2 separate regions of the Mus musculus genome follow, and region 1 is linked to region 2. The links are chromatin loops, found by intact Hi-C in ENCODE. Cell type or tissue: heart. All regions are shown on one strand. Each heading gives the region's core, and the rest is flanking DNA. Links, peaks and the distances in the headings are about the cores only. Region 1 has its middle 23 kb from the start of Vps13a. Region 2 holds the start of Rfk (riboflavin kinase).

Region 1 (15,904 bases), core at 3,976-11,975, 590 kb after region 2:
TGGCTGATAAAATTCCAATGCCCTATTCATACTCCTATAAATATAAAAGTATTTATGCTTATATAAGTATTAAAATATGTATATGAGGATATTGTTTGTAAATAGTTAACAGTTGAGAACATTTTAGAATGACCTAAATATACATGAAATATTAAGTAAATTGTCATGTAGTCACACTGTGAAATATTATGCATAAATCAGAAATAATTTCCAAAAGTCATATTAGAAACTATCCAGTACTGGGGCTGCAGAGCTGGAGAGGTTGCTCAATGGTTAAGAGCACTTGCCATTCTTGCAGAAGACCAGAGTTTGGTTCCTAGAACCCACATGGCAGCTTTCAGCCATCTATTACTCCAGTTACAAAGGATCCAACACCCTCTTGGGCCTCCTCAGGCACCAGGTGCCTGGTCACATACATTCATACAAGCAAACACTCACACACACAAATACAAATAAACAAATCTCCTCCTAAAAAGAATATCCATCATATGTCACCCTGTTGGTGCCATAAAGCTATAACAGTGGTGGAGCCTGGAGGTGTAACCACTTGCCCCTGTGCATTTTGCCAATCCCATAGCTCATATCACAACAAAAGTGAATCCTAAGGTAAACTGCAGGCTTTGTGCAGTAATGATGTAGCAGGGTAGGTAATGGGCTGTTACAAATATCTCAGTCTGCTGAGGCCCAGCTCCTAGGAGAGGATGTGTGCGTGGCGGGACAAGGACTACGTGAGAACTTTATATAATTTCTACTCTGCTGTGAACCTAAAACTGCTCTAATTTTTTTTTAATATTTAAAATTATAAATCAATTCCAGTGGAACTTATTTTTTCATGCCATGCTAAGTCTCTTGCAATCGTTCTAAGGAGGCCATTTAGTTTCCACAAGGTTTTATTATGTAAGTAATACTTTTATCTGTAGATGAGAAAATCTGAAATGGAGGCAAAAAAAAAAAAAATGTCCAAAGATTCTAGTGAAGGCCGCAGTGGATTTCTAACTCCAAATCCTGGCTTCTAGAGTCCCAGAGTCCCTGAGACTTACTGAGTGGCAAATTTCTTCTTTGCTTCGTCCCTCCTTCCTTCCTCCTGTCCTTCCCTTTCTTTGTTACTTCCTTTCTTCCTTGTTTCTTTTTTAAAAAAATTATTTCTCTCTTTAATCTTGAAATGGAATCTTGCTAGCCTTCAATTTATGATTATCTAATTTAAATTATCTAATTTTTAGAGAAAGAGATAACCTAGTAATTACACCACAAAAACTGTGGATGGATTGACCGACTGCTATTCTTTATCTGTATTAGGGGAAATTATGCTCTTACGCCATACTCTGTTTTTACAGTGTTCACATTTTTGGAATAAAATCCACTGTTTTACAATAAAATGCTTGTTTTATTTTAAAAAACAGAAACAATAAAAAACTGGTTCCAAACACGCACCCCAACACGACAGATGTGTCTTTGGTGAAGACTGAGAACTTCTCAGGGCAGGGATCCGTGTGTGCATGGTCTGTGGCTTCATTGCAGTCACCTAAGGAATATTTCCTCGCAACTCCCTTTCTTCAACCTCAGTGCTCAACCTATCTCATCCAGCACATAGGAGACAAAGTTCTGAAACTTGTATTTTTCACAGGTTCCCCAGATGACTCTGGTACCCAAGCAGGCATGGGAATCACTGTCTAAAGGAACGAGGGTCATGTAGATCTGAGGAAGTAAACACACACACACACACACACACACACACACACACACACACACACACACACACCATATGGCATGTTAACTCTTTAGTCACATTTCAAAGGTGGCTCTGTATGAATAGAGCACTTAATTCAATATACTCCTTGAGCACCAAAAACGTAGCCATAGCCTTCTTCATCTGGGATGTGTAATTAATTCACTTTTACCTTGGAATGAAAGCGACTTGTAAAGTTCATAGCTGAATGATTAAATGGGGTAACAGTGGCCTAGGGCTAAACACCTAGACCAGTGGCTCTCAATCTGTGGGTCTCGACCCTTGGGGGGGGGGGGTTGCGTATCAGCTATCCTGCATATCAGATATTTACATGACAATGTATAACAGTGGCAAAATTACAGTTATGGTGGGGGGTCACCACAACCTGAGGAACTGTATTAAAGGGTCGCAGCGTTAGGAAGGTTAAGATCCACTGATTTGGACAACACAGCAACACAAAGAGCACAGCAACATCACTCAGCATGGGTAGGAGCTTGGCTTACTACAGAGTTGGCCAAGGATGGATGGAGAGGATGGCGCTCAATCCATGGGAAACGGAGGTAAACACTGAACAGAGTGGCTAGCACTCAACTAGACATCCAGGGTTTTGTTTCTAAGCAGTAACTTAAAACCCGCCCTGCATGCGAGCATGTGAGCGTGCGCGTGCCCATATGTGCATGACTGCGGGCTCAAGTGCCCCATGGCACAGGAGCGAAGGACAAGTTTGTGCGTCAGTCTCCACCTCCCACCCTGTTTGAGATGAGCCTTCCTGCCCAGCCGTAGCTGCCCTGCAGTCTTACACCTGAGCTCAGTCTGCACTGCACGAGCTTTACCCACCGAGCTCTGTCCTTAGCCGAGCGTAACTTAAAATAAATACTGAAGTCTTCCTTCACTCAGGATTCCCTCACATCAGAGGCAGAGCCACTTGCCTTCGTCTGGTCCTTCGTAGATGCTCCCTCTCACCCGAAGTCCCTGTTCCCCGTGCTCCCTCCTTGGTTGGTTGTCCTTCATTTGCTCCATGCCATCCTTACCCTCACGGATGATCTCACCCGTTCTCACGACCTAAGGATGCTCAGGCCCGTGCTTGGCAGTGGAAGCTGCTTCCTGTGTTCCAGACCAGATTTCCAAATCTCACGGTAGCAGAAAGGCACCTTGCACCTAATATTGCGTCATATAATCTTCCTGTTGTAATTACGAATGAAGTCAAGGAAGTCGCTACCTGACAAATTTCCAAGGGACAGATTTGTGCATCTTTCTTAACTTTCCCCTCTCACTGTTAACTGACCACCAGGTCCTATAATGTAGACCTAGAATGGAACCGACGGCTCTCATCCCTGTTGCCTTACCTCAGCTCCCGACATTCTCACTCTAATTTTATTTTTAATTAATTTATTTTATTTTATTTTATTTTTTGTACGTGAGTACACTATAGCTGTCTTCAGACACCAGAAGAGGGCACCAGATTCCATTACAGATGGTTGTGAACCTGTGGATTTGGGGAATAGAACTCAGGACCTCTGGAAGAGCAGTCAGTGCTCTTAACCACTGAGCCATCTCTCCGGGCCCCCCCATTTTCAACTGTTTATCTTCAAATCTCCTATCAGATCTCTCTGATGTCCTCATCCCATGTTCCATTTATTCATCACCTTCTAATATAGAATGATTTGTCTTTAAGTATAATTGGTTGGGAAACATCAAAACATATGCACTACTATCCCTCTTAAACAATTGGCTTATCAAAGCACACATAATTAAGTCTATATTCCTTATCTGAGAAATGGCAATAATAATACTACAATGCCATGTTTTCTTCTTTTGGGCTGGTGTGTGTGTGTGTGTGTGTGTGTGTGTGTGTGTGTGTGTGTGTTGTGGGTTTTGGTTCTTGAGACAGAATCTTTGTTATGTAGCCCAGGCTAGCGTTGAATGCCAAGCTTCCAGTGCCTCAGGAGGCACACATGACCACAGCAGGCTGCTAGGGTGGTTAGCAGTAGCAGGGCTGGGGTTTGAATCCACCCCTAAGACCCACATTCAGTTGGAGTGCCATTTCCCTGGCATGACTCACCCTTGCAGACTGATTCTGAGACTCAGGAATGGTGTCTTGGTCCTGTGTCCCACAGCTGGCATGAGGCAGGAGCTTAGTGTGCCCCCATTTTAAGTGGATGAAGAGACAAAGAAAGGCTGGCAAGAAGTAACTGGAAAAGCTCTGGGGGTGTTTGGGAAAGACCATGTCACCGTTTCAAATACTGTAGGAACTGCCACATGGGAGCCCCCATTTTCTTAGAGCAAGGTGACTTGACTTAAATGTCACCAGGGAGCTGGGGGACACGGTGCACTTCTCTGGGATGAACGTCTGTAACTTTCATGAGTCCCATGAAGCTGTCTATGATCCAGCATAAAAATGTCATAAATCAACTCTCCAGAGAAGCCAGTGAGCAGGTGTTACCAAAAAAGACCAACTTCAGATCTCTGCTGGGAAGAAACTCATAATGAGATCAGTTCAAAAGGAAAACCTTTACACAAAATGCTAAAAGCTCTGGACTGTGGAGACAGTCAACTGGAGACCAGGTAAACGTGGGAAGATAAAAAGAAAGGGGTTCCCATACAGAAGCGAGGTGGGAGCCAGGTGTAGTGGTGCAAGCCTCTAATCCCAGCACTGAGGAAGCAGAGGCAGCACATTTCTGGGAGTTCAAGGCCAGGCTGGTCCTCATAGAGAGTGCACGTCTACCTGTAGGTCATGACCCCTTTGGGGATCACATGTCAGATATTTACATTATGATTTATAACAGCAGCAGAATTACAGTGATGAAGTAGCCTTGGAACAGTTTTATGGTTGAGGGCCACCACCACTGTATTAAAGGGTCACAGCATTAGGAAGGTTGAGCCCCTTCCAAACAAATACAAAAGCATGGTGGGTAGGCTACCTAAAACAAACACCACCACCACACTGTACTCCTCCAGCCTCTGAGATCCCATAATTCTAGGATGCAACCCACAATGAAGTTGACCTTCAATCTTTTCTAAAGTATCATGGCATCATTCCAATGACCCTCTAACACTTATTTTTAGGTTCCTTTAGTTTTCTTAGTAAAACCAAACAACCGTGATGTAACTTTTGCTGGGATCTAAAGGGACTGTGGTCTGGCGATTCCCGCTTCCTTTTCCCCACAGCTATAAACACAGGTCGACTGCACCAATGACGAGGATTCATTGCAATGCCTCTGTCCAGGTACACACATGCATGTGTGCTGGTTTGCTAATGACTGAATTTCATTGTGATTTCTCTTCTCAGCACTGCCTTGTACTTAATCTGTAGCCTGGTTGACCCTGTGCCATGTTTCTTACTTTATAAATTAGCAAGAGCTGGCTATGCTATATTTATATCTATTAAGGCTTTGACTTTAAAGCACAAAGTGCAGAAATAATTGTGCAATAGACCAAATCCACTCTAATACATTGTACTAGACATGGCATCCTTTTCTCCTTAAAAACACTTAGTCATTTGGAGCTGTGACGAATGTTGGACCATCTAGTGATTGCCATATGCAGGGATCCATCCCATAATCAGCTTCCAAATGCTGACACCATTGCATACACTAGCAAGATTTCGCTGAAAGGACCCAGATATAGCTCTCTCTTGTGAGACTATGCTGGGGCCTAGCAAACACAGAAGTGGATGATCACAGTCAGCTATTGGATGGGTCACACGGCCCCTAATGGAGGAGCTAGAGAAATTACCCAAGGAGCTAAAGGAAACTGCAACCCTATAGGTGGAACAACAATATGAACTAACCAGTACCCGGGAGCTCTTGTCTTTAGCTGCATATGTATCAAAAGATGGCCTAGTCGGCCATCACTGCAAAGAGAGGCCCATTGGACTTGCAAACTTTATATGCCCCAGTACAGGGGAACGCCAGGGCCAAAAAGGGGGAGTGGGTGGGTAGGGGATTGGGGGGGTGGGTATGGGGGACCTTTGGGATAGCATTGAAAATGTAAACGAGGAAAATACCTAATTAAAAAAAAAACACTTAGTCCATAATCATTCATGACATAACAAAGACTCTCAAAAAACCTTTTATGTTTATAATCTTCAAGTTTTGCTTAACAGTATCCAGGAGTTTTCACTAATAACTTTTACTCAAATCCATTCCATTCTTTTCTTCTTCAGCAGTCAGCAGAGCCTGGTAGTACAGGTCTATGAACCTGCTATTTAGAAGGCTGAGGCAGGAGAATCATAAATTTAAGGCCTACACTAGCTCATGAGATTCTGTCTTAAAATAAAAACAGAAATGGGGTACAGGTTGGGGTCAGCAGAAGTGCCTCAAAAGCGGTAAATACATTTGTTTAGCAAGTGTAAGGGTGCTTTGGGTACACTCCTAGTTACAAAGAGGTGGGAGGAGGGGGAGGAGGGGAAGGAGGGGGAGGAGGGGAAGGGAAGAGGAGGAGCCTCAGTAGCAATGAATCTTAAGTGGGGTAGACTTAAGTGAGTGTGGGAGTCATCCAGAAAAGAAAGTAAATATTTCACGTCCATTTCTTCGTGTCTTAATAAGCTATATCTTTACCTAAAGGGGCAATAAATATCTATAGTTTTTATTAAGGAACAGCCTTCAGAATTAAGAGTAAAATAAAGAATCCTTGTTTGGCACACTGAATTATCATGGAATAAATTAAAATCTTTGCTTTTTTTTTGTTTCACACAGTCAGCCCTTCCTGCCAATCTTTTCTAAAGGAGAAACCAGTGCAAGAAGTGACTTGGCTACAGGAGGTGGCTTCTTCTGGTGTCACTTTCTAGAGAACCCCTTCTCTCCAGCCCCACCAGCCCCGCCCCGCCCCGCCCCGCCCCGTCCCGCCCCACCAGCCCCGCCCCGCCCCACCAGCCCCGCCCCGCCCCGCCAGTCCCCACCCAGCACAGCAGCTGCAGATTTCCCCTCATTCTCTGGGGCCTCCAGCCCTTCCTCCTGCCTCTCCCTGGGGCCTCCAGCCCTTCCTCCTGCCTCTCCCTGGGGCCCCCAGCCCTTCCTCCTGCCTCTCCCTGGGGCCTCCAGCCCTTCCTCCTGCCTCTCCCTGCCCTGATCCTGATGTCCCCATTGTTCTCCCCATCCCCTCTCCCACCTAGTTCCCTTCCTTCCTCTGCCTCCTATGACTATTTTATTCCCCCTTCTAAGCGAGACTCAAGCATCCTCACTTGGGCCTTCCTCCTTTAGGTCCATGGGGGAGTATCATGGGTATACTGTACTTTATGGCTAATATCCACTTATCAGTGAATACACACAGTACATGCTCTTCTGAGTCTGGGTTACCTCACTCAGGATGACATTTTCTAGTTCCATTCATTTGCCTGCAAAATTCATGATGAATAGCTGCATAGTATTCCATTGTGTAAATGTGCTACATTTTCTTTATCCATTGTTCAGTTGAGGGATATCTAGGTTCTTTCCAGTTTCTGGCTATTACGAATAAAGCTGCTATGAACATAGAGGGGCAGATTGTCCTCAGGTTATGGTGGACTATGTTTTGGGTATATGCCCAGGAGTGGTATAGTTGGGTATTTAGGTAGAACTATTTCCAATTTTCTAAGAAACCTCCTGTAGCCAGGCAGGATCCCCAGTGGAGGGACAAGGATGCCAACCCACTCACAAAACTTTAAACCCAAAATTTGTCTGTTCTAAAAGCAATACAAGGACAAAGATGGAGCAGAGACTGAAGGAGTAGCCAACTTGAGACCCATCCCGTGGGCAAGCACCAATCCCTGGCACTATTAACGATACTCTGTCTGTTGTGCTTGCAGACAGGAATCTAGCACAACTATCTTCTGAAAGGCTCTACCCAGCATCTGACTGAAACAGATGCAAATACCCGCAGCCAAGCTTTGGATGAAGGTCAGGGACTCTTATGGAAGCTGGGGGAAGGATTGAAGATGGTGAAGGGAACAGGGACTCCACAGGAAAACCAACAGACTCAACTAACCTGGACCCTTGGCAGCTCTCAGAGACTGAGCCACTAGCCAAAGAGCTTATATGGGCTGGAGTGAGGCCCCAGCACATAGGGCTGCCTTGTCTGGCCACAGTGGGAGAGAATTCACCTAACCCTGCAGAGACTTGATGCGCTGGGGTGGAGGGATGGCATTTAGAGAGATGATACCCAGGGGGAAGGCCTACCCTCTCAGAGGAGAAGGGGAGGGAAGGGGGAAGAGACTCTCTGAGGGGGTGAAGCAACATTTGAGATATTAATTAATTAATTATAAAAGACTAAATGAAGTAACATGGGAAGTCAGTATAAGTCTCTTTCAATTCTTAAGTCTTTTCACCGTTATAAATACTTTATTGACCTATCATTATATATATTTGTAGGGTCAGTGTGATAATTTGATACATGTATGCAAAAGGTCCAATATGCTAATCATCACTTGATCTCCTTAAGCATGTATTACTACTGGTTGAGATGTCTCTTCGATCCTAGGTTTTTTTCTTTTGTTTTGTTTTTGTCTGTTTATTTTGTTTTGTTTTTTTACAGAACATATGGTAATAGCGCTTGAGAAGCTGGGACAGAAGAATCACAAGTTTGAGGGCTATTTAAGATAAATAACGAGACCTTGCCTCAAAAAAAAAAAAAAAAAAAAAGTTTAAGTTGTGAAAAAATAGTCACTCACATATTCTGCAAGATATGAGAAGACTAGTTCTTCCTATGAAGCTTCTTTTTTGGTACTATTGCCTAAGCGCCTTCAGAGCACCTCTGATCTCTCCCCTCCTTCACTGTTTTTGTTTACAGAGATTAAAGAAAATTTATATTTCTAAAGGTGTAAACTGGCTACTTCTTCTGGCTAATACTTGCTGCCACCTACTGGCCAAAGCACAGAACTGCAATGAATAAATGACCAAGAGCGGGAATGGTGAATTCTATAGTAGCATTTGTGTGTAGCAGAGAGAAGGTATTAAACAGAACCGTGCCTTAAAAAAAAAAAAAAAGTCTATCCCACATTAAGAGAAGGAAAATATGTATCTGATTTGCATCTGCCCAGAGGATAAATACCTTGCCTGCTCAACTATTCCTTTATTCCAAGTTCCTCCTCATAGCTACAAAATTGTAAAGTTGTAGAGATCATTTCTTAACTACAATGATAATATTTCCTAAGATGTTATCTTAAGGAATACTGGTTCTTCTTGACAAGAAATTGAAAATTGGTGAGAATTACAGAGCTTAAATGTAGTATTTTTATTAACATGAAAAAATGCAAGTGTTAGTTTTAAACTAAAGAGTTCACGTAAAAATCCAGATTGTCATTTTCTGTCAGAAAACTGGATCAATGGACCCCTGTGGGCTCTGTTTCTACATGGCAATGGCAGGACATGGCTGAGCTTCTCAGAAGAGACAGGAGCTTTTCTGCCCATCACAGTCCTTACCACTTCCTGTTACCACCATAGCAGAAGCCCAACCGTCAGTAACCAGTCATTAATGTTCTCCATTATAATACTTTCCTATGGAGACTTTTCTTTTAACCTGTGTAGAGCAGAGCTGTCTAGCTGTCCTCTCATGAATACTTCTACTTTTTGTCAGGAACTGACATCAACTGTCATCAGGAATGACACAGATCGCACTAAAGACCCCATTTCTCTCTTTTCACACATTAGTAAGCAAATACATGGGAAAATTTGTTGTCAAACTTCTGAGACTCATTAAAGATGATTGACTCAACTCTACAGAATCACTCTCACAAACCCCCAACACACACACACACACACACACACACACACCCTTCCATTCATACCAACACACACACATATCCACACACATACACACACACTCTTCCATTCTCACATATACCCTTCCATTCACACACACACATACACATACACACACACACACCCTTCCATTCTTTCCTTGCCCTCTGTCTTCCTGTTCAAAGAAAGACATGAATGATGACAGGGGTGTGGGGCACTCTCCTGGATCCTAAGATTAGGGGAGGATGAAGGTTCAGGGCTCAATTTTAGGAAGATAGATGTAAAACACAAAGACACACACACACATATACACACACATACATACACACACATACACACACATACATACACACACATACACACACATACACACACATACATACACACACATATACACACATACACACACATACACACACATACATACACACACATACACACACATACATACACACACATACACACACACATACACACACACATACACACACACATACATACACACACACACATACATACACACACATACACACATACACACACATACATATACACACACTTACATACATACACACATATACACACATACACACATACACACACATACACACATACACACACATACACACATACACACACACATACACACATACATACACACACATACACACACATACATACACACAGATACACACACATACATACACACACATACACACACATACATACACACACATACACACACACACATACACACACACATACACACACATACACACACATACATACACACACATACATACACACACATACACACACAAACCCTGATAACCATGAAGCTAACAAACTAGTGCACATGTTCTAATTGACAGAAATATAGAAGTATTTCATATGAGCCAGCTATTCAAATTTTCTCTCAAAAATACTAAATTCAGTCTCAATGAACATATAACATTTTTAATGACACTGAAACAATTAAAGTCTGAGAGGCCTGTGTGCAACAAGAAAAATGTAGACTAGAGCCAGCAAGACGACTTAGCAAGTAGAGTCTCTTGCTTCCTAGCCTGACAATCTGAGTTTAATTCCTGAGATCCATGAAGTAGAAATAAATAACTGAGTCTATGAGAAAAGTTAGTTTATTGCTTATATGTGTGACTTATGAAAATTCCCAGGGCATAGGCAGAATAAAGCCAGCTTCTTTGCCAAAACACCACAGAAAGGACCCCTAGCCCAGTTGCTAATGGAGTCTTTGTTCCCTCTGAAACTTCATAAAGCCAAGTCTCTACTGTGTGCGTTTCTCTCAGGAGTCTTATCTCTCTAGGAACTGAGTATATGAAGAAAATGTGGGTTGTGTGAACATGGAATATTACGCAGCTAAATGAAGAATGACGTAATGTGTAGATGTCATTATTTACAGGCAGGGAAGCCCGACCTTCTGAGAAACAAGCTCTCTGGATAACTAGGCCCTGAACTGCCAGATGATTATACGCAAGACAGGTGACCCCTGTCACATAATCTTGGTCACATGTTTAGGCCGCACTCACTAAACCAGAGAAAGAGTGGTCCCTGTCACATGGCCTAAGTTTTGTACACCTTGTTTTCATAGCACTGTCATGAAGCACAGGCCACACACTAATAGGCTCTCCCTAACTCCTCCTAAGGGACCTTTAAAGACACTTAACTTTGTTGTACAGGGCTGATACTACCCCAGAATTCCACCACATTTCTGTTGGTATTAACGACCCTATTATCTAAAGGGAAGGGAGGTCTCTTAAACCAATGATGGTTCAATTTAACATGAAAAAGCTAAAAAAGATTTTCAATGCCCCTAGCCCCTAGACCACCATTTCTCTTTTCTTCTCTTTCTTCTTCTTCTTCTTCTTCTTCTTCTTCTTCTTCTTCTTCTTCTTCTTCTTCTTCTTCTTCTTCTTCTTCTTCTTCTTCTTAAAATAAACAAAAAGGCTGGAAATGTATATTTCATGCCACATAGGTAAGGAACCAGGCCCCTCCTAGAAACATGCTCTCCAAATAACTGAGCCCTAAATGGCCAGCTGACTACAGGTGGAACAAGTGACCTGTCTAATAATATGATTATCTTTTAACTGAACACTATGCCCTGACCCAGAAAGTGACCCCTGTGTTGTGGTTTAAATATGCTTGGCTCAAGGAGTGGCACTATTAGGAGGTGTGGCCTTGTTGGAGAAAGTGTGGCGTTGTATGGGAGGGCTTAGAGAACCTCCTCATAGTCATGTGGGAGCCAATCTTCTCCTGGCCGCCTTTCAATCAAGATGCAGAACTCTTGGCTCCTCCAGCATCTATGACTGCCTAGACACTGCCTTGATGATTTTGGCCTGAACCACTGAACCTGTAAGATAGCCCTAATTGAATGTTATCTTTTATAAGGGTTGCCTTGGCCATGGTGTCTCCTCACAGCAACGGGAAACCTGAGTAAGACAGCCCTGTCGCGTGGTATAAGTCATGAATGCTCCACTCTCTTACTTCTGTCACACAACACAGACCACGTATTGATCAGGTTCTCTCTGCTCTCTCCCAAGGGACCTCAAAATAAGACTGTTTTGTCTTGTGGGACTGACACTACATCACATCTCTCTATTGGGGTACTGCTGACATTAATAAAACTTTTACCTGAAGGACAATTCAACTCAGGGCCTCTTCTCAAACTTCCTCTCCCACCCTGAAACCTAACATAATGCTTTTAGTAAAGTGGGTTTAACTGAAGATCACCCTGTTGGCTGAAATGATTCAAACTCAGAAAGACAAATTCTCAATGTTTGAACTCGCATATGGAATGTCATATTAACAGCAGCAGCAACAGCAACAACAACAGAAAAGTACGTGCTAGACTGTGAAGAGCTTGGGGAGCAAATGAGAAAGAAGCAAATGAAACAGTAGATTCGGCCAGAAAATTCCAGTTCTGTGTGACTCAGAACAAGTCCCTACCATTTTAGCTTAATTTGAGACAAGGAGGTTGTCTTGAAACTCTCAACTGAAGCCCATTATGAAAAATTATATGAAAATAATTTATATAATCATTACGCTAATTTTCACTTTTTGTGAGGAATTTAGATTTAAAAACAAAGGTGTGAGAATGGAAGGTAGGTTATTTGGAAAGTGGAAGGAAGCAACAGGAAACAGGCAGGGCCAGAGAAGCTAATGGGGTGAATGTAGTCAAAGTACTTTACATACATGTGTGTAAATCTTAGAAGCACCCTGTGTATATTTAATGCACACTTGTTTTGTTTGGTTTTTTTTTTTTCAAAAATAGAGATAAAGTCTTATCATGTAACCCAGCTGGTTTCAAACACATGAACCTCCTGCCTCACCCTCCCAAGTGCCAGAATTACAGGTATGTCCCAGCATGCTGAAAACAGAAAACAAGAAAAAAAATAGCAAAGAGGAAGAAAAAGAGAAGAAAATAAACAAGAAGCAAGTAATGTAAGACCCAGGACAGCAGGCTGGCAGGAATAAGATGAAGAGGGAAAAAACAAAACACGTGAAACACTTCTATTTGCATTATCCTAGTGCTCTGCTTCCCTAATAAGAATTAAAAAGTGTCCACAGTACATCAAGTATTTACTTGGAAGGAAATTTAAGAGGCAATTTTTGTGTGAATTTTCCTAAAGAGTTAGCGACAAATCTTTTCTTTTTAATCCCAGATAAGGCACTGATAACAGATCAAAGAAAGAATTCCACTCAAGTACAGCTTAGTGAGTTTATCGGAGTAGATTTCGGAAGTGTGGGTAAGGAGGATACTTATGGGAGCTTTCATGAATCAGCAACAGCATCACCAAAAAGTCCAGCCAGGATGAATAACAGCTTTCACAATTTGCCATCCTGGAGCTTCCTACACAGGCCACAGGCAAGTGAGTCATCTCTTCTTGTTGCTTATATAACCTTGTGGAAAGCCTTTGTGGATCTTGTTCATTTTAGGAACTTTCTGAGTCTTGTAAGTTTCGATTACTTCCTGAGTCTATGAACTTCCCCTTTCCCAAGAGGAGGGAATATTTCAACTCAGAGGAAATATCTACACAACATTGCACCCTGTCCTGTGGCTTTTACCTCGATTTCTTGCCTTTTTCATATGGTTCCCTTGTTCTTGGAGTGGGTGATACAAGTGTTTAATTATTTTTCTTCATCTATTACTGAGCATTGGACCCAGTGACTGAAGAGTCACTTATTCTCAGAAGCTTCTCTAGTTATATGTCTCTGCAGTAATTACTGCCCATTGCGGGAGAAAAATCCAAAAACTAAAAACAAGTCTCCCTCCATGACCAGGATTGACAACAACAGTAATCTAAGAGGTTTTAACACAAATATTTTAGAAGGCAGTTTGACAGGCACATCACATCAAAATTATAGCAGTGGTCAACTTACTGGGATGAATGGCCTACTTAGTCATAGAATTTTGCCCTGTTTACAGTATCAGTTTTGAGGTGCCTTCTATGGCACAGACCTTGAGACAGTCAACAAGCAGTTGGCCTATAGGAACCAGGTCATCAGAGTATGATTTCCCTCATGTCATCTCAGGTTATGTAGTCCCATGAGAAGTGGATAGTTTGGCTCAGTTTAGGTTAGGGTTAGGGTTAACATCTATTACATCTATCCCCATTACTATAGCTTCACAAGCCAGGATATTTCTTTGCTTATTTAAAAGTCTTCCCCAATTCAAGCAGTTCAAAGACAGCACATTCTCTGATTACCGAGTTCCCCTGTGTTGCTGTTAGGAAGGCTCTGTTGGCATGCTGAATTGCAGATGTTTCCTTCTCTCTGTTAGAGATTGGGAACGAGAAGCATCTTCTATCACTTCTACCATGTTCTCATCTTTCTCACTACTTCTTCCCATAGGTTTCCCGTTTTTTAATCCCAGGAAAGGCTATTTAGGACTGATATAACTTGTACTCTTTTTCTTTGGATCCAGTCAGGATAAGAAATGGCAAGCCAACACCTCCATCTCTTCCTCCCCTTTTCCTGCTTTTGCTGTGGAATCAAATGCTAATGCAGTAGACATTATCTTCTTGTCTTTTTCCTATTGCAATTCTTCTCTTATATGAGTAAGTTTATTTTGAGAAGATAGCTGAGCCTCAACTGCATGTCTTATCACCCACAACAAAGGCCACACAGAAGTGATACCACAGATTGCTAGCAATCCAATCCCTATTTCAGGGATGTCCATCTATTCTCTAGTCCATCAAAGATTTGGCTGTAGTCAATATTTGGTGGTAGTTCTCATTCATTAAAGTGTCAAGCTATGAGAAAGATGGCTAGGCTGTGATTCAGTGCAACGATACTCCACTCTCAGATGGCCTGGCCTTGGTCACATATCATACCATCCCATACCACATGGAGAAGCATAGCCATTGAGATGCCCCAGGAACTTCTACCTGCCCATAAATCAACCTAGTTGCATAAATCAGCACCCACTGCAGCGACAATGTAACCATTACTTCCCAATTCACCCTTGGTTTCCTCAGTCCCTGTCTAGATTACGACTGCTTGACTTTCCCTGGGATATGGGTGTGTGAGCCAATGTCTGTTTGTCTCGTATAGGACACCAACAACAGAGCAAAGAAATGATTCTACCCAAGTCTCACTTAGTGAACCAGTGAGACTTATTGGACTACTCATGGAAGCCATGAGTGAGAGATTAGTTATATGAGCACGTGCCAGTCAAAGGCAATGGCACTCCTATTTTAGTTACTTTTCTATTGCTGTGCTAAGACTCCATGACTAAGGCAGCTTATAGAAGAAATAGTTAATTAGGCTTATCATGGCAAAGGCTGAGTCTGTGACCATGGCAACAGGCATGGCACTTCAGCAGTAGCTGACAGTTTACATGTTGAAACACTAACCTGAAGGCAGAGAGAAAGAAGAGAAGAGAAGAGAAGAGAAGAGAAGAGAAGAGAAGAGAAGAGAAGAGAAGAGAAGAGAAGAGACGGAGACGGAGAGGGAGAGGGAGAAGAAGGAGGAGAAGAAGGAGGAGAGGAAGGAGGAGGAGGAGAAGAAGGAGGAGGAGGAGGAGGAGGGGAGGAGGAGGAGGAGGGGAGGAGGAGGAGGAGGAGGGGAGGAGGAGGAGGAGGAGGAGGAGGAGGAGGAGGAGGAGGAGGAGGAGGAGGAGGAGGAAGGAGAGTTCACTAATTCAGAATGGCATGGTATTTTGTAATCTCAAGTCTACTCCCAGTGATACACCTTCTCCAACAAGGCGACACTTCCCTAATCCTTCCCGAACAGTTCCACCAACTGGGGACCAAGTATTTTAATATATGAATCTAAGGGGGTCAATCTCATTAAAAGCATCACACACCACCAAAAAGCCCACCACCAGGAGTGACAATTTACCTATACAGCGTTTCATGACAGTCCACCCTCTCAAGGGCTGAGAGTGACAGAGCCCCAAAGAGCAGACTGTTCATAAAAGTCCTGGCTGAACTAAATTGACAGCCAT
Region 2 (15,904 bases), core at 3,501-11,500:
GAAAATACCCTATGGTTGGGTGTCACCACGACATGAGCAACTGTATTAAAGGGCCACAGCATTAAGAAGGTTTCGAGCCACTGGTCTCTTACATCAGCATTTTAACTCAGTTTTCTGTGACACACTTCTCTTATTAACTCCTCAATGTTAAAAGTTTTTAGCACAGGCCTGTCACTCAGGAGGCAGAGGTTGGCTCATGAGTTCAAGGTCAGCTAAGTATGTAAGCTGTGGGGAAAAGTAGGGCAGGAGAAAAAAAAAAAAGACTATACCCTCCAGGTGATTTTAGATGGAAGGGTTAGGAGGCTAAGTAGAATGTGGCCCTGAATATGAAGCCTAGTTCCATTCCCAGCAACGCTAAAAAAAAAAAAAAGGAAGAATGAAACAACAAGAAAGAAAGAGTGAGCAGGAGAGAAGAGGGATGAGGTTAAAGCATACTACAGTAAGCAGTGTCTTAAGGCAATCAATGATGCAAAGAAATGCTTTTTTTAAAAGGGCCTCACTTTTGAGTCTGTTAGGTGGTCCATAAAGCTTAAATAGACCCTTAAACAGACAAAACCAACAGGGCGTGATGGCACATTTCATCCCAGCACTGGAGAGGTAGAGGCAGAGGCAAAGGCATGTGGCTAGATCTCTGGGAGTTCCAAGCCAGGTAAAATTACACAGTGAGACCAATAAAAATGACTGAATAAAACAGGTAATTTTGAAAGATGAGGGAAAAGGCCCACTTATAGGACACACTGAAAACAAAGAGCGACACAATGGCAATCCTTCCTTCTAGCAACTACTCTCTTGTGAGACAGGATCTCACAACACAATCCAGGCTCTATTCCTCTCCCTCCTACATTGGATGACAGGCGTGTTCAACGGTGTGGCTTTAAACCAAAATGGAGGGCTGAAGTGATAGCTCAGCAGCTAACAGCACACTAGGACCCAAGAGCTTGCTTCCCAGCACTGAAGCTGGACAGCCTGGGCTAACGCCAGCTCTTAGTGGATCCAACCTTCCTGGCCGCCATGGGCACCTGAGCTCATGTGCACACCCACAATTAAAAATTAAATATTTAATTTAAATGGCTCACGGCTATCAATCAAAACACAGAGAGATTAGCAGAAAACTATTACAAAACCTAATCCAACTATATGCTCCTTATGAGGAGACTCTTTATTCACAGAAACAGAATAAAAACATGGAGAAAACTATCCCATTGAAATAAAAGTAAATAAATGCTGGGGGCGGGGCAGGGATGAAGTGGAAGGAAGGAATGTCAGTTAGCATACAGCCCAGGCTACTTTTCTTCCTGTTATTTGTTTGTCTGTTTGAATTACGATCTCTCTAGTAGTCCTGGCTGTCCTGGAACTATATATACCAGTCTGGCCTTGAATATCAGAGATCCACCTGCCTCTATAACTGTGAAACCCTTAAGCTGAGGGGTTCTGTGTGCATTTAAAAGAGCAAGATGTGACTCTTACCATGGACTTTTTCACATTCTTATAGTACGGGTTCCATCCAATGCTCACCACCATTTTATGGACATCGCCGCTCCCAACGCTGGCCCAACCATAATAAATGCCAGTAGACACATCAGCTGGAAGATTGTCCACCACTTGTTCAGGAAAATTGGCTAAATAGAAGTAAACAGATATTCATTGCTACAAGATTCACATTAAACATTGATTAAAAACATATTAAAACGTTAACTTGAATCATTACACTCCCAGGATCTTTCTGTTTTCCAACCTTCCACATTCCGACTTGAATTTCTTCTCTTCAGACAGCACAGGTTACAAGTGAGGCACAAAGCAAGTGTATAAATCTCTTCCCTCCACCCCAAAAAGCCACACGAAAATGCCCAAGTGGAAACAAAGACACGAAATAAACACAGAGGTTTATCGTAAATTACCCATGTAGTCCTCCACTTGGGAGGCTACGAGAGATCCCCTGAGAGATCCCCAGAGCTCAGGGAGTAGGAGGAAGCCTTTGGAAACAGAGCGAGACCCTATCTGTTTGAATTAAAACAAGCAAAAGTCCCTGCTTTTTCCTAGTAACGCCCCTAAGTAGGCTGAGTCACTTTAAAAGATTCTTATTTTCAAAAAACACAACCCCAAATCCCCAATTCAAAGATTGACTTAATAGGTCAAGGCACAGCCCAAGGCATCAATTTTAAGAATGGACAATCAAGTCTTGATTACTAAAACTTACGTAGTCAGACCAAATAAACGTCGGCTCTCATAGAACTACCCGTGTTGTCATTGATCACTACACAGTAGCATCATTAGAATGGAACTTTCAACAGCTTGAGAGTTCGGCCAATCCAACCTGCGGTGCCTTCCCGGACGGGGCTGCGCAGCTCGTCGCTAGCGGCAGGAGCGCGGCTGCCGGGTCCCCTGCCCACGGCCTAGAGCTCCACGGCCCCGCGACGCGCTCACCTGTGGGGATGCCCAGTTGCTTGGAGCCGCGGCCGAAGCCACGCACCACCTGGCCGCGGCAGAAGAACGGCAGGCTCCTCATGACGCTGACCTCGGAGGACGCGGGCTGCTCCTCGCTCCGTGCCTGCGACGGAGCCGCCGTGAGTGCGGCGCCGGGGCCCGGACCAGCCGGGGGATCCCGCGGGAGCTGGGCCGGCGGAGCGAGACACCTGCCGCGACCAGTGCCTGCCCGCAGGATAGCACCCAGCCGTCAGATCCCAGCGGCCGCTCGGCCGGAACTACGACAACCGCGGCGAATGCACAGGTCTGCGGCCCAGGCGACCGGCCTGCTCGGCTTCCGTTGCTCTCCCGCCGTAGCCCCGCCCCCGCCGTTGCGGACCCGCCCAGAAGCCGCGCCCCGCTCGCCGACATCGTAGTGCGGACCGTCCTCACCTCCTGCGGCTGAGGCCCCGCCCTCGCCTCTGTGGCCCCGCCCTCACCCATAGCCCAGCCTCTAATTGTCGCCTTTTCAGCTTCTGAGTTTGGGCTTTGCTGAAATAAGCGTTGCTCACAAGATAACTTAAGTTGTTCTTTTCCTCCACAATTTTGAATAAAATTCTGCCCAATCTTTGCAATCACTTTCTTTTCCCTTACTCGTATGTAACTCTGAGAATGTTCAGCTGATCTTAAAAAATGTTTTCTCTATGTTGGGAACATTCTTGATAACGTTTCATTTCCTTGACTCTAGTATACTAACACAAAACAGGTATTTGTAACTGACTGTGAACAATCAGTTGAGAGAACTCACTGCCTTCAGACCAGCATAAAACAAATATGTGTTGAAAGAACAAAGCACACTACCAAGGTGCTAGGGAATTAACGGGAAGGAAACTGTAACCCCGGGCCCCATAGGACACTCGCCCAGTAAACACTCTAACAGAAGTCTTTAGAAAAGTTTAAATGACTGTGGCTGCAAGCTCACGCTAGCCCTAGATAAACTAGAATTTGAATGCAGACCCTGCTTCCTTGAGCAGCCAATATATGAGAACTACTTAAATGGGAGGATCTGTGCGAGGGGATACTGGGAGAAGGGAGCGCTGCTATTGGGACGTAAGGTGAATAAATACTTTTTTTTAAACAGAAAAAGAAAACTACTTAACAGGTTGCCTGGCAATATTAAAAGTGTGAGCCAGGCATGGTGGTGCATACTTATAATGCCAGGAGTCAGATGCAGAGACCACGGGCTACAGAGACCTAAGAAACTAAGAATGTAATCACTTACCTGCTTAGGGGGGGGCGGTTTCTTTTTTCTTTGTTTGTTGAAGGTGGTGGTAATTGGATACCGGCTCTATTCCAGACTGGCCTGGAGCTCACAACTCTGTCTCAGCCCTTCTGTGTACTGAGATTATAGGCATGCACTAACACAACTGGGTAAGAATGTTTTTAGTGCTGTCTTCCAGGTGTCTTTCATTCCAAATAGTTGATATGTTAGAATGGTAGTTTTCAGTTTCTTCATCACCAGTGACAAAGCACACAGGGAGGTGAGAACCAGATACATCATGCTGGGTTTTATACCACCAAGTCCACGCTCTAAGGGAGTGAGAGAACTGAGATAAAATGAGGAATAAAGATAGATGGTTTTGTATTTCTTTTGGTTTGGTTTTTCAAGACAGGGGTTCCCCGTACAGCGCTGGCTGTCCTGGAACTCACCCTATTGACCAGACCGGTCTTGAACTCAGAGATCTGCTTGCTTCTGCCTTCTAAATTAAATCTGGATTAGAGGTGAAGGTGTGCCCCACACCTGACCTAAAATAGATGATTTTTGAGAAATAAAATAGGAAGGGTGTGGATTCAAGACTAGCATGACCTACAAAGTAGGTTCCAGATCAGCCAACTCTGTCTCAAAAGAAAAAAAGAAAAAGAAAAAAAAAAAAGAAAAGAAAAAGGGAAAGAAGGAAGGAAAATAGATGCTAAGTACGTGTCATACTCTCTCATTTAATTTTGAAGCTTGGTTTTAGCTGTGTAGCCCTGGCTGATCTGAACTTGCTGTTTAGGAGAAAATGGCCTTGAACTCACAGAGATTCGCTTGCCTCAATCTCCCAAGTGCTAAGATTAATGTCAGGCCCCACCATGCCCAGCAAATTCCTTTTTCATGAAGCTATTCGTATGCATTCCTATAGATGCATACTTTGTACATTCAGGTAGCTATGGACAAGAAAATTCTGTTTCTTTTCCACTGCATCTTGGTAGCCTCCGAGGGCTCTCTTTTACTTAAAAATGAAGTTGCCTTTCCGGGCTCTATCTCTGCTTCATCTAGTCATCAAGTCAGAATCTGTCAAAGCCACTTCAAAAATGGGGGCCAGGAGTGCTTGCAGATACTCAGATGTGTGTTTCATCCATGTGATTTATTGTTTTTCACACTCATTAATAGTGCTCCGATGTATTTGGTTCAGAAGATACGTTACTGGACCTTCTTAATTAATATTACTTTTGCAAATCTAGAGTTGAGAGAGAGAGAAAGAGCATGGAGTTGTCAAGTTTAGTGCTTTTAAACGTAAAAATCTCCAAAGTATTTCTATTGCTCTTTCTGAATTGCACTTGCAGTGCTTGGCCTCTGCCTGCAGGGAAGGAGACCCTGCCCAGCCATTGACTGGCTAGCAATTTTATTTACCAATCAGAACCAACTTGGGGCAAGGACCCTCAGCATCTTACATATGAATTCTCATGCAATTCTCGGGAACCCAAATAACATAACACAAGTGTTAGACTAAATCCACATCAGTGTGCAGCACCAAGCCTCTGAGGAAAAGGGTTTTATGTCTCTAGGATGGAAAATCATGGGGGTACAGTCAAATGACATGCAGAGCCTGCTGGTAAAGCCAGTTCATGCAGATTCCTTTGGGCCCTTGTTTGGCTGGCATCTTCAGGGATTAACTTCTTGCTGGAGTAAGGAGGAGGCTACCTTTGTCATTGTAAACCTATGCCCTGCTTCTATAAAGGCAGAGAGAGCTTGCTCATAGTTCGAGTGATGTTTGTTTGTTTGTTTGTTTATTCATTTGTTTGTTTTTTCAAGACAGGGTTTCTCTGTATAGCCCTGGCTGTCCTGGAACTCACTCTGTAGACCAGGCTGGCCTCAAACTCAGAAATTCGCCTGCCTCTGCCTCCCAAGTGCTGGGATCAAAGGCGTGCGCCACCACACCCGGCAGTGATTTTTAAAAAGGATTTATTTTATTTTTGATTGTGTATATGTGTATGCCTGTGTATGTGTACGTGTGTGCACGTGAATGTCAATTCCTGTGGATGCCAGAACCATCGAGTGTTCTGAAGCTGGAGTTACAGGCAGTCATGAGCTGATTAAGGTTCCAGCAACAGAACTTGGGTCCTTTTCAAAAGCAATACATGCTCTTGCTCAAGTACTGGGTGGTCTCTAGCCCAGCTCAAATAAATTTTATGTTAAAGAAATATGGTTATCTATTCTGATTTTCTTCAACAGATAGTATTAGTACAGCTGAATTAGGTTCATATCACAGTAAATATTATATATATATATATATATATATATATATATATATATATATATATAGAGAGAGAGAGAGAGAGAGAGAGAGAGAGTCAGCATTGTACTGGGTTTGAATAAGAATTGTCCCCATAGACCCATATATTTGAATACTTATTCACCAGGGAGTGATAGGACTCTCTGATAGGACTAAGTATTAGGAGGAGTGGCCTTGTTGGGGGAAGAGTATCACTAGGAAGTTTCAAAAGCTCATGCCAGGCCCAGTCTCTCTGCCTCTCTACATTGTAGGATGTAGCTCTTAGCTACTGCTCCAGTGCCATGCATGTCACCATCTCCTGCCACACCATAATGATAACGGACGAAGCCTCTGCAACTGAAAGAAAGTCCCTTTCTTTCATAAGAGTTGCCTTGGTCATGGTGTTCCTTCACAGCAGCAGACCAGTGACTAAAACAACCATGAAAACCAAATTCATAGAATATTTCAGTGAAATTTGAATCAATTGAATTTGTAATTATTGAAGCACACAGATTTTTTTCTTTTAAAAAATATTATTATTTTTTTTTAAAGATGGGGTCTTACTGTGTAGCTCTGGCTGACCTGGAGTCAGCTACATAAACCAGGCTGGCCTTGACCTTACAGATATCTACCAGTCTCTACCTCCCAAGTCTCTGGGATTAACGGTATACACCACCACTTCTGGCTAAATGGATTTTTTAAAATATCTGATCTGAGTCTATTATTGTAGAAAAAAGAAGCTGAGACTGAGATCCTGGGACCTGCTAGACCCAGAAAGCCACAGAGAATCTATGACATCTATGGAGCCTTTGGCAATGGCCTTCACTCACCCTTGCTGGGAGGCTAACAGGTCCCTATCTCTATCCAACTATACCAGGAAAACCTGTAGTGAGATGCTTGAGTACTTAATACACCTCTCACGTGCATGAGGCTGGAGATCATGGCATTAATGAATAATTATATAATCTGCCTTGTATGGGCTATACACCAAAGTTGATGCTCCTTCATAGAACATTAGTCGCTTCTCTGGGAAACCCTAATGTCAAGCTGGACCTGAAGATGACATATACCCTGACTTAAAGTCAGATTTTAAAATATCCCTCCATGTCTCCAACCCCAGCTTCAGCGGGGTGACTACCACTGTTCTCACCTTGGCACTAAAGGTGAGCGTGCACTCTTACAGGATATTTGATTTTTGTACATAAAAAAAACCTAATTGTTAGCAAAATATAAAAGCTTACGTAGGTATTTGGTTTGACAGATAGTTGTGTCCTAAAGAGATGCACTTTGGGTGTGTCTCTAAAAACCTCCATAGATAAGAATGCTAAAGAATGGAAAATTCCTGCCTATTTTAAGACTGGTTGCTATGGACAGGTTTGCATTCTTGGCCCTATGACCCGAGGCAAAGTCAGCTGGATGGCCTCAAGCTACCCTACCATAAAGGTGAAATGATTTGTAGTCTACTGACTTGGCCTGGAAGGCACCACTCCCCCACACACACTTCCCCACCCCACCCCACCCCCGAAACCCCCATGATGGTTCAGTCTTCAAAGGGTGTGTGTGGGTATGGGGAGCTCGAGGCCTGTGTATAAGCAATTGGACCACTGAGAGAGCTCTCTTTTTTTCTTTTGGCTTTTGAAGGACCTTAATGGAAGGAGCTCCTAATCAGAGATAGGTATTTTCTCTTTGGGCTTGCAGGAACAACAGAGAAACAGCTGGCAGAACACAGGTAAAACAGTATTCTAAGAAAGAAAGCTAAGAAGCCCTCTTGGGTTTGGAGGAGCTCAAGAGAAAGGTAGACTAGCTAGATAGAATGACACAGAAAGAGATTTCTTTACCCTGTATAGCCATGGCTGCCCTGGAACTCACTTTGTAGACCAGGCTGGCCTCAAACTCAGAAATCCGCTTGCCTCTGCCTCCCGAGTTCTGGGATGAAAGGCATGTGCCATCACGCCCGGCCTCAGAAAGAGATTTCCAACGAGCTAGAAGTTGGTTGTCAGATCAGGCTTGCACATAAAAATTTTGTAGATAGTTACAAAATTTCCATTATTTTTATTGGTATAAATATCAGATAATTTAAACAATTAGAGTGCACTGTTCTCTGCATTTGCTTCTTCTTGTGTTTGTTTTCCCCAGAGAAATGGTGGCCGGTGCTCCAGTGAGAAGGATTGGGTGTGGATAAACTTTGAAATTCTCACCAACAAAATCTCCCATTCTTCATGTATCCACAAGGTGGCACACTACTACTTTTTAAAGACAATTTCGCAGCTGTTAGACTTTAGAAATGCAAACAGAAAATCAGAGCTAGGGAATTAACTAGATTGGCCAGGCCAGGCTCCAGGCCAGGCTTGAGAGATTTGGTCCTGATGCAGGTTGGCTTGTTATTCTTTCAAGAGCTCAGAACTGGGTCTTTGATGAGGGATAACCATTGCTTTCTACCTCCCTTCATAGGCTATGCTAACTTTGTTGGGGAGGGGGGCAGGTTGTTTGAAAATGTTTTTTGTTTATTTTTTGCCAGTCTCAAATAGACCAGGTTGTCTTCACACTAAGTGTGTAGCCAAGGATGACCTACTCCTGATTCCGTGGCTTTTCCCTCCTGATCACCGGAGATCAAATCCAGGGCCTTATACATATTAGACAAGTACGCTCTGAGTGGAGCTAAGCCAGCAACCCTATATATAGTCTGGATATTACATTTGAATATGTGTTTCATTAGAGAAAAATAAGATGAAGGAGGTAAGGAGAACCTATAATTACACAGAGCAGAATTCATATTTCCTCTCCATTCAGAGAGAGAGAGAGAGAGAGAGAGAGAGAGAGAGATATCAACAAATAGATGGTGGATAGACAGACAGAAGGACAGGCACATGGGCAGACGGACACAAATGAAAGGAGACATGACAGCATATAGAGGTGTCAACGCATTTCTCCTCCTGAGGATGCCATGAATTCCCACAGCACGCAGTCAGGGCCAATTTTCTGCAGAGAATAATTCAAGAGCAAGGCTGGAGATGCAATCTGAAGCAATTTAGAGGAAGACCTTGATCCTAATGCTGGCATCCCCAACATGAAAGCCCCTATTGTCACCCCTTAGCACAGAGCACCCTTTGTAAAATTAAAAAAAAAAAAAAAAAAAAAAAGAAGGAAGAAAGCAAGCAAGCAAGGAAGGAAGGAAGAAGAAAGAAGGAAGGAAGGAAAAAGCCTGCCTCCTTAGGCTACTATCTCAGCTCCGACAGCCCATGCAGTGGAATTCCTTCTCAAGCCTTCTCAGAAATGTCAACATTGGAGATCTGTGGTCCCCACAAATAGAGAACTGAGCTGTCATTCTGAATCTCTGTGTCTTAATATCTATCCTGGTCACCTCCTAGGACCAAGGACCAAGTTCAGGTCTATTCTACATTCCTATGGAGGTTCCCTCAGGCTCCACCCAACCCAAAGGTGACTCAGAAGGAACACCATTTGCTGGCATGGTGGCCCTTTCTTTTTACACCCCAGTACAGACGGTGTGGGTGGGCTGGTAGTGAATGACACATGCCCAGTCGAGCCTGGCAGCTCTAGCTGGCCCCTCAGTCCCTTAACAATCCAAGTTATCACAGTGGCTGCTGAAGGAGACAGTGAGTATGTCCCAGCCTTGGCTAGCCACAGTCGCCATTTCTTCCCCTACCCACCACACTTTCCTCCCTGGAGATTCTCACAGCTACCAGTTGGGAAGATTTTTTTTTTTTTTTTTTGGCTTTTCAAGACAGGGTTTCTCTATAGCCCTGGCTGTCCTGGAACTCACTTTGTAGACCAGGCTGGCCTCAAACTCAGAAATCCACCTGCCTCTGCCTCCCTAGTGCTGGGATTAAAGGCGTGCGCCACCACGCCCAGCTGGGAAGATTTTTATTTTATGGGTTTGTGGGGTTTTTTTTCCTGCATGTATATTTATGTATCATATGCATGGCTGGTACCCACAGAGGCCGTAAAAACATGTCCCGAGCCCTAGAACTGGAGTTGCCAGAGGGATGCTGGGAATTTAATCCCAGTCCTCTTTAAAAACAAGCGCTCTTAGCCACTGAGACATCTCTCCAGCCCCTTTTGTGTCAGATTTTAATGAAGACACAAATCTTTTAAACTGCACAGCAAATAACATGCTTCATACAGATTTCCCAGGAGAAAGGAACAATGACAAATGCAGCTCTTCTCTTATCTGTATGAGATGAGTATTCAGTAGCTCAGCTAAGCATCCCGTAAGCTCTGAGATGGTCCACTGAGCGTGTCGGAGGGAGCCGACACAAAGCTCTCATTGTGCTGCCAACGTAGACTGGCAAATTTATTGAGCAGAATGCTTTTTATTGTTCGTTTCTAAGTATAGTCTGAACAAGTTGGTTAGCAGATCAAAGGCTTGCTTTCCCAAGGGGGATGAAGTTGGCTCCTTGGGAAACTCACCATAGCACAACTATTTTTTAATGTGGAGGAAATGGTTTGCCTTTGCACATAATGTTGGTAACATATTCAGAACTTCCGTGGTCTCTAAGGAGGCACTAAGGATGGCAGAGGAATGCAGAAGAAGCTGTTTTTTCCTAAGGGAGTAAATCTTCATTCTCCTTGATAGGCGAATGTCCGATGATTATCTTTTGTTCAGTGTTAGGATGTAATCCAGTACTTTTGACTTACACCTTTCAAAAGTGAGATAAAAACTGATTTCAACTCCCAAGACAATAAATGAGCAACTGTCACGGGTGTCAGTAGAAACTGATGGCTTTCATGTAAAGACGGTCTCAGGGGCAATCCCGAAGACATAATCAATACATTTTCTCTCTCTTGAAAAACTATTTGCTTTTATGGGTATGAGTGTTTGCCTGTGTGTGTGTGTGTGTGTGTGTGTGTGTGTGTGTGTGTGTGTGTCTGTGTACAAACCACACGATTGCCTAGTGTCCTCAGAGATCAAAGAAGGCATCGGATCGTCTGGAACGGGAATTACAGGTGGCTATGAGCCACTATGTGGGTACTGGGAACAGAACTCGGATCATCTGCAAGAACAGCTAGTGCTCATAGCTGCTCATCCGTCTCTCTACCCTCAAATAACAAATTTCCTTTAATGTCAAAACAAAACAAAATAATAAAAATATAAAACTAGACTATTCTGTTCTGAGGACCACTTTGAGTAGCATGGAGCTGAATGATAGACAACCATGTCTTTTTGCTTCCTGCTCAGAATACAAAGGTCAGCCGTTTCATATTGGTTAAGGAAAAGATGAATCATTTACTCCACCCCAGAAACCAGTAACAATGAAGTCAGCCAACCTTTACTAAAACCAACAGTGAAATGCACTTTTTCCAGAACATTAAATAGAAGTACAGTCAACCATCACCAAAGTCCATATTAAAAAAAAAAAAGTCTAATAAACAGTACTTTAAAAAAATCATTTGGTAGGTCTGGATACTGAGCCTAGGGCTTCATGCATGCTAGCCATGCATTCTATTTTTGAGCTGTGTCTCTGGCCTTTGAAATGTTTAATACTTATCTACTCAAAACATGAACACAAAACTTAAGTAACTGGTTAAATTACAAAAGTGAAAGAAGTTTCATCCTCTGTTGTATGTATCACATGAACTCCATCTGGGCTAAATGCTTAACTATGAAAACACACACCGAGTCTACACTAGAACAATAAATGATAACATAACTGTACATGGCTCAGCACTGGCAGCACGCGCATTCGATTGCAGCACTTGGGAGGCAGAGGCAGGCAGGTAGATCTCTGTGAGTGCAAGGTTAAGCTAGTCTACAAGGCAAGTTCTAGAACAGCCAGGGCTACACAGAGAAGCCCTATATTGAAAAAGAGGAGGAGGAGGAGGAGGAGGAGGAGGAGGAGGAGGAGGAGGAGGAGGAGGAGGAGGAGGAGGAGGGGAGGACCTACCTACTTCACATTAGGCACATAGTGGTTTCCACCGCAATCCCAGCCATGGAGAAGCTGAGGCAGTGGATCACAAGTTCAAGGAGAGTCTGAGTGAGACCACATTTCAAAAAACAGAACAGTAAGTGAATGGATAAATAAATGACACAGGTAAATTTTATCTATAAATTATAGTTAAAACAATAAAGGAAAAGATGGTTTTGTTGAGTAAATAAAACTTCATGGAAACAAAACCCTAAACTTTGTCATATGGAAGTTAAGCAAAATAATCACCTGGGAAATTTTCAGGATGAGCAACCTGAAGGGTGATCAGTTCTTATCAATCATTTCAAACAAACCCATTAGAATGGTATAATATAAAGGAATAGAAGGATTCTGTAGCAAAAATCAATGGATAATAGAGTTTATATGTAAACGAACATCTTGTATCTCTTCTGTGTTGAATTCTACCATCCCCAAATCTATGCTTCCAAATCTAATCTCTAGCTCCTGGGGATTTGAGGACATTTAGAAGAGGCTTTTGAAGTGCTCGGGACTGAACTCAGAACCTTGGGCTTGCTAGGCGGGCACTTTACCAGTGAGCTATTACTCCAGCCTTCCCCTGGTTTTCATTTTGAGACAAAATCTCACTGAGTCGCTCAGGCTCGTTTTCTTTTCTTTGTTGTTGCTATTATTGTTTGCAGAAATAGTTGTGTTGGTGTGTGTGATAAGCAAGTATACACACACACACACACACACACACACACACGAACAATTAAAAAGAGAGGCCATGAATTTGAGAGATATATGTGTGTGTGTGTGTGTGTGTGTGTGTGTATATATGAGCAGGCTCTATCCATCTATCCAGCCAGAGCAGGAGGCCTTAGCAGACTCTACCTGTACCATCACCTCAAACTCTCATCCCATTTCCAAAAGGAAGTATCTGTTCCAGAGGTCCTATCAAACAACACACTGTGGCCATAACCAAAAATACACACATCCAAACAGCAGCTACAGCCCTTGATATGGCAAAAATATAAAAGAAACAACTATGTTGGCAAAGGGATCATATTTTGTGGAAATATTTGTGTTTTGATTTCAAAACAGCACCTCGATATGTAGCCCAAGTTGGCCTCAGCTGCCCAAGTGTTGACATTGTAAGCATGTGTCATCTGAAACATCTAGTTTCAGAGATTGTTAGAGCAGTAGAAACTGATATTGAGACAGATAAGGGAAAGTCACCTCCCCCTGAGGCACTGAGCAAGTCCTGGACATTGTTATTAAAGCACTGTGCCTCTACTGTTTGAATATTCAGATTGTAAGTATGCATTGCAAGAACAAGTTCTTTTAAATAGCTCTTCTAGTGTTTATAGCCATAGATGTTGGAGGACAGTGTGATGGGACTGCCTAATTGGGAGCTGTTGTACTCTTGGTATGTCTGCCTTTGTGTCTGAACTAGCCATTTTAAATGTTTCACAGACACCATGAGGATATCTGGAGACTCTGGATGGCGACAGCTGCTTGCTCTGGCTCCAGAAGACTCCCCATCCCTCCAGGACTGTATGAAGTAATTTACATTAAACTTTTGGGTATCATCAAAAGTGTTGGTAAATTCTCAGGCATCCTACTCTACTCAGGCCAAAAGAGGACTACTTCTCTTGGTGGTCCAGCAGAGAAAGCACTGTGTTTGATGCTAAAGAGCCGATGCCTCAATTGGTGAAGTCAGAAGGCTTCATTTGTATGAAAGGCTTGCTGGGGTTGGTGCACACACTCTGGCTATATAAATAGACTACCGTTCAGCTTGCTTGTGAGCAGGTTGAGTGGGAGACAGTGCCTGGCTGCCTGCCTTGGTGTGGCAGCATTAAGGCTCAATAGAAAGAAGGCTTCCTTCTTGGCCATTTCTTGTCTACCTCTGGGGTTGGCAGAGCTGGTAATTCGAAGAAAGAAACAGGAAGAACAGGGTGGTGATGACATCTGTGTGGCAGCCGTGGCTTCACCCGGGGACTGGCCAGCACTTTGATGGCCACAGAGGAGGCAAAGCTATGGGATGGAGTCCCAGCTCAGAGACAGGGGAGCAATGGGGGCTGTCTGCCTAGCAGGTGGCAGGCCAAGCTGTAGAGCAGTAGGCTCCTGTGTGCTGAAGGCTGCAGAAGAGGCAGAGCAGCGGGAATTGGCCACAGAGACTCACCTGCCTCTGTCTCCTGAGCACGGGAATTACAAGTGTGGTGTGTGTACTTACGTGTTTTCCCGGCAGTCCTGGAGTTGAACCCAGAGCCTTGTGCGTGAATGCGAGGACACAGCCTATCACTAAGCTCTGTTCTCAGTCCGTTTTCCTTTGTCCTGGGTGCTTTTTTCATCTTCAAATCAATGTCAGAAAGATCTTCCCTTAGGCTTATTTTTTTTTCCTTCAAAAATGATGTATATATGTGTAAGAGGGAGTGGGTGTGCCGCGGCAGGCATGTCGAGGTCAGAGGACAGCTGTGGGAACAGATTCCCGCCGCCCCACCCCATGTGTTCTAGGTATGGAAGTCATAGTTCAGGCTCTTGAGGCAAGTGCCTTTCTTTACCTGCTGAACCATCCCACCAGTTCCTTGTTAAGTAATTAATTAATTTTATAGTAAATAGATTGTTCTCATACATATTCTGATAACAGTTTCCCCTCCACCAACTTCTCTTCCCATCCAAACCCACACCCTTTTCTTCTCTCTCATTAGGATACAAATCAGAATCTAATAATAATAAGAAAATAAAATAAAAACAAACCAAAATAGGACCAGATTTAAAAGGGAGGGGGGGATGCAAAAGAGAAAGCACAAGAAACACATAGAGATGCTGAGACACTCACATTCACGCACAGATCATTCATAAAAACAAAATTGGGGACCATGATATGTAAGCAAAACATCTGTTAAGCAAAAGTAAATAAATAGGTAAACAAACAAACACAAAAAAATTAAAAAAAAAAGAAAAACAACAAAAACATCAAAATCTTCAAAAACACATTGAGTTCAATTTCTTGGCTATCTATTGCTGGGCCTGTCCTTAAGTATGGTTTGTATACCTAGTGAGACTCCTTTGGTGAAAACTATAAATTTCTAATCAGAGAAATCACCAGAAACCTGGTCCAGAAACAAATAATTCCATAGTATACAGAATAAACTATACTAAAAGCAGCCCCCAGGTGGGAGAGCATCTATGTTAAAATTATGTAGTGAAGACTTGAGGGATGGAATGTAGAATTGGTCGATGTTTAGTTAAGTGTTGCCTTGTATTGCCAGACAGGAAGCTGAGTGGTGGATTTAAAAGTGAGGCTTAATGCCTTGCATTTTTGAGTGGCTGTGACTCTTAGCAAGTCCTCCGTTTTGAGTTCTTTGGTGGCACCCCTAGTCTTTCTCAACTGCAGTGAAGCTTTGCTGAGCTTCTCCCTCTGAAAGTCCTTTGTAACTGCAAAACTTGGGAGTAAAAAGAATGGTTGGCGTTTTACAGTAGCAATTGTTCCAGAAGAAAGGCAGCATAAGAGAATCTCTGAGCCCCAAGTTACTGTCATCATGCTCTGGGCTTCCTAGTTCTACCTGCAGATGAACCCACCCAGAAGTGCCCAGAAGTCCACCAACATCAAGCTCACCAATACAGAGCCCAGTTTCCTTGCTCATCCCAAGAGAAGAGCCTTCAGTTGTGTGACTGTAAATAAGTTAGAATTGTGAGAGTATGTGACCTAAAGAGATTGTCAGTGGGCAGAGCAGGGTGAGGTCACAAGCAGTATTGGGGAGTAAGCAATCTTTTGTTGTGATTTATTATCTGGGCAAGTAGTATTTATTCAACAAAGTAAACTGAGTAGCCTTGTGTTTAGTGGACTTTCAGGATATTCTTGCAACAAGAAGTAAGATTTTTTTTTCTATATCATCTTTCTGGGTAAGCATTTCCTGGGATTAAAAGTCAGGCAGATGCTGACAATAAGTTTTGTGTCTATAGACAGCAAACTATAAAAGGTTTCTCAAAAGGAGTTTCCTTTAACAACCTCTTTCAATCTAGTATTCTCCTGACACATTTAACCACAGCACACCTTTCTTGTAATACTTCTAGTGTTTC

The links. A loop is a pair of places that touch in the nucleus more often than their neighbours do. Peaks named below come from ENCODE experiments on the same cell type or tissue, not always from the same donor. Only the 100,000 strongest peaks of a DNase experiment are listed, where the experiment ranks them.
Region 1: a loop joins it to region 2, with 5 times the contacts of the local background. A loop is called at or near these places in 5 of 42 quality-filtered maps.

What each region holds. Positions count from the first base shown.
Region 1 is chr19:16,795,544-16,811,447 of GRCm38, reverse strand. No RefSeq gene overlaps it. Among named protein-coding and RNA genes, the nearest start is that of Vps13a, 23 kb to the right of the region's middle. In heart, for the core only: a CTCF peak has its summit at 8,558 (motif pointing left); no DNase peak of the experiment used is centred there.
Region 2 is chr19:17,380,913-17,396,816 of GRCm38, reverse strand. It overlaps Rfk (riboflavin kinase), which reads right to left and starts at 2,774. Exons shown (of 4, transcript NM_019437.3): 1 at 2,425-2,774; 2 at 1,468-1,619. The coding sequence starts at 2,506. In heart, for the core only: a CTCF peak has its summit at 8,154 (motif pointing right); no DNase peak of the experiment used is centred there; H3K4me3 peaks cover 224 bases; H3K27me3 peaks cover 593 bases.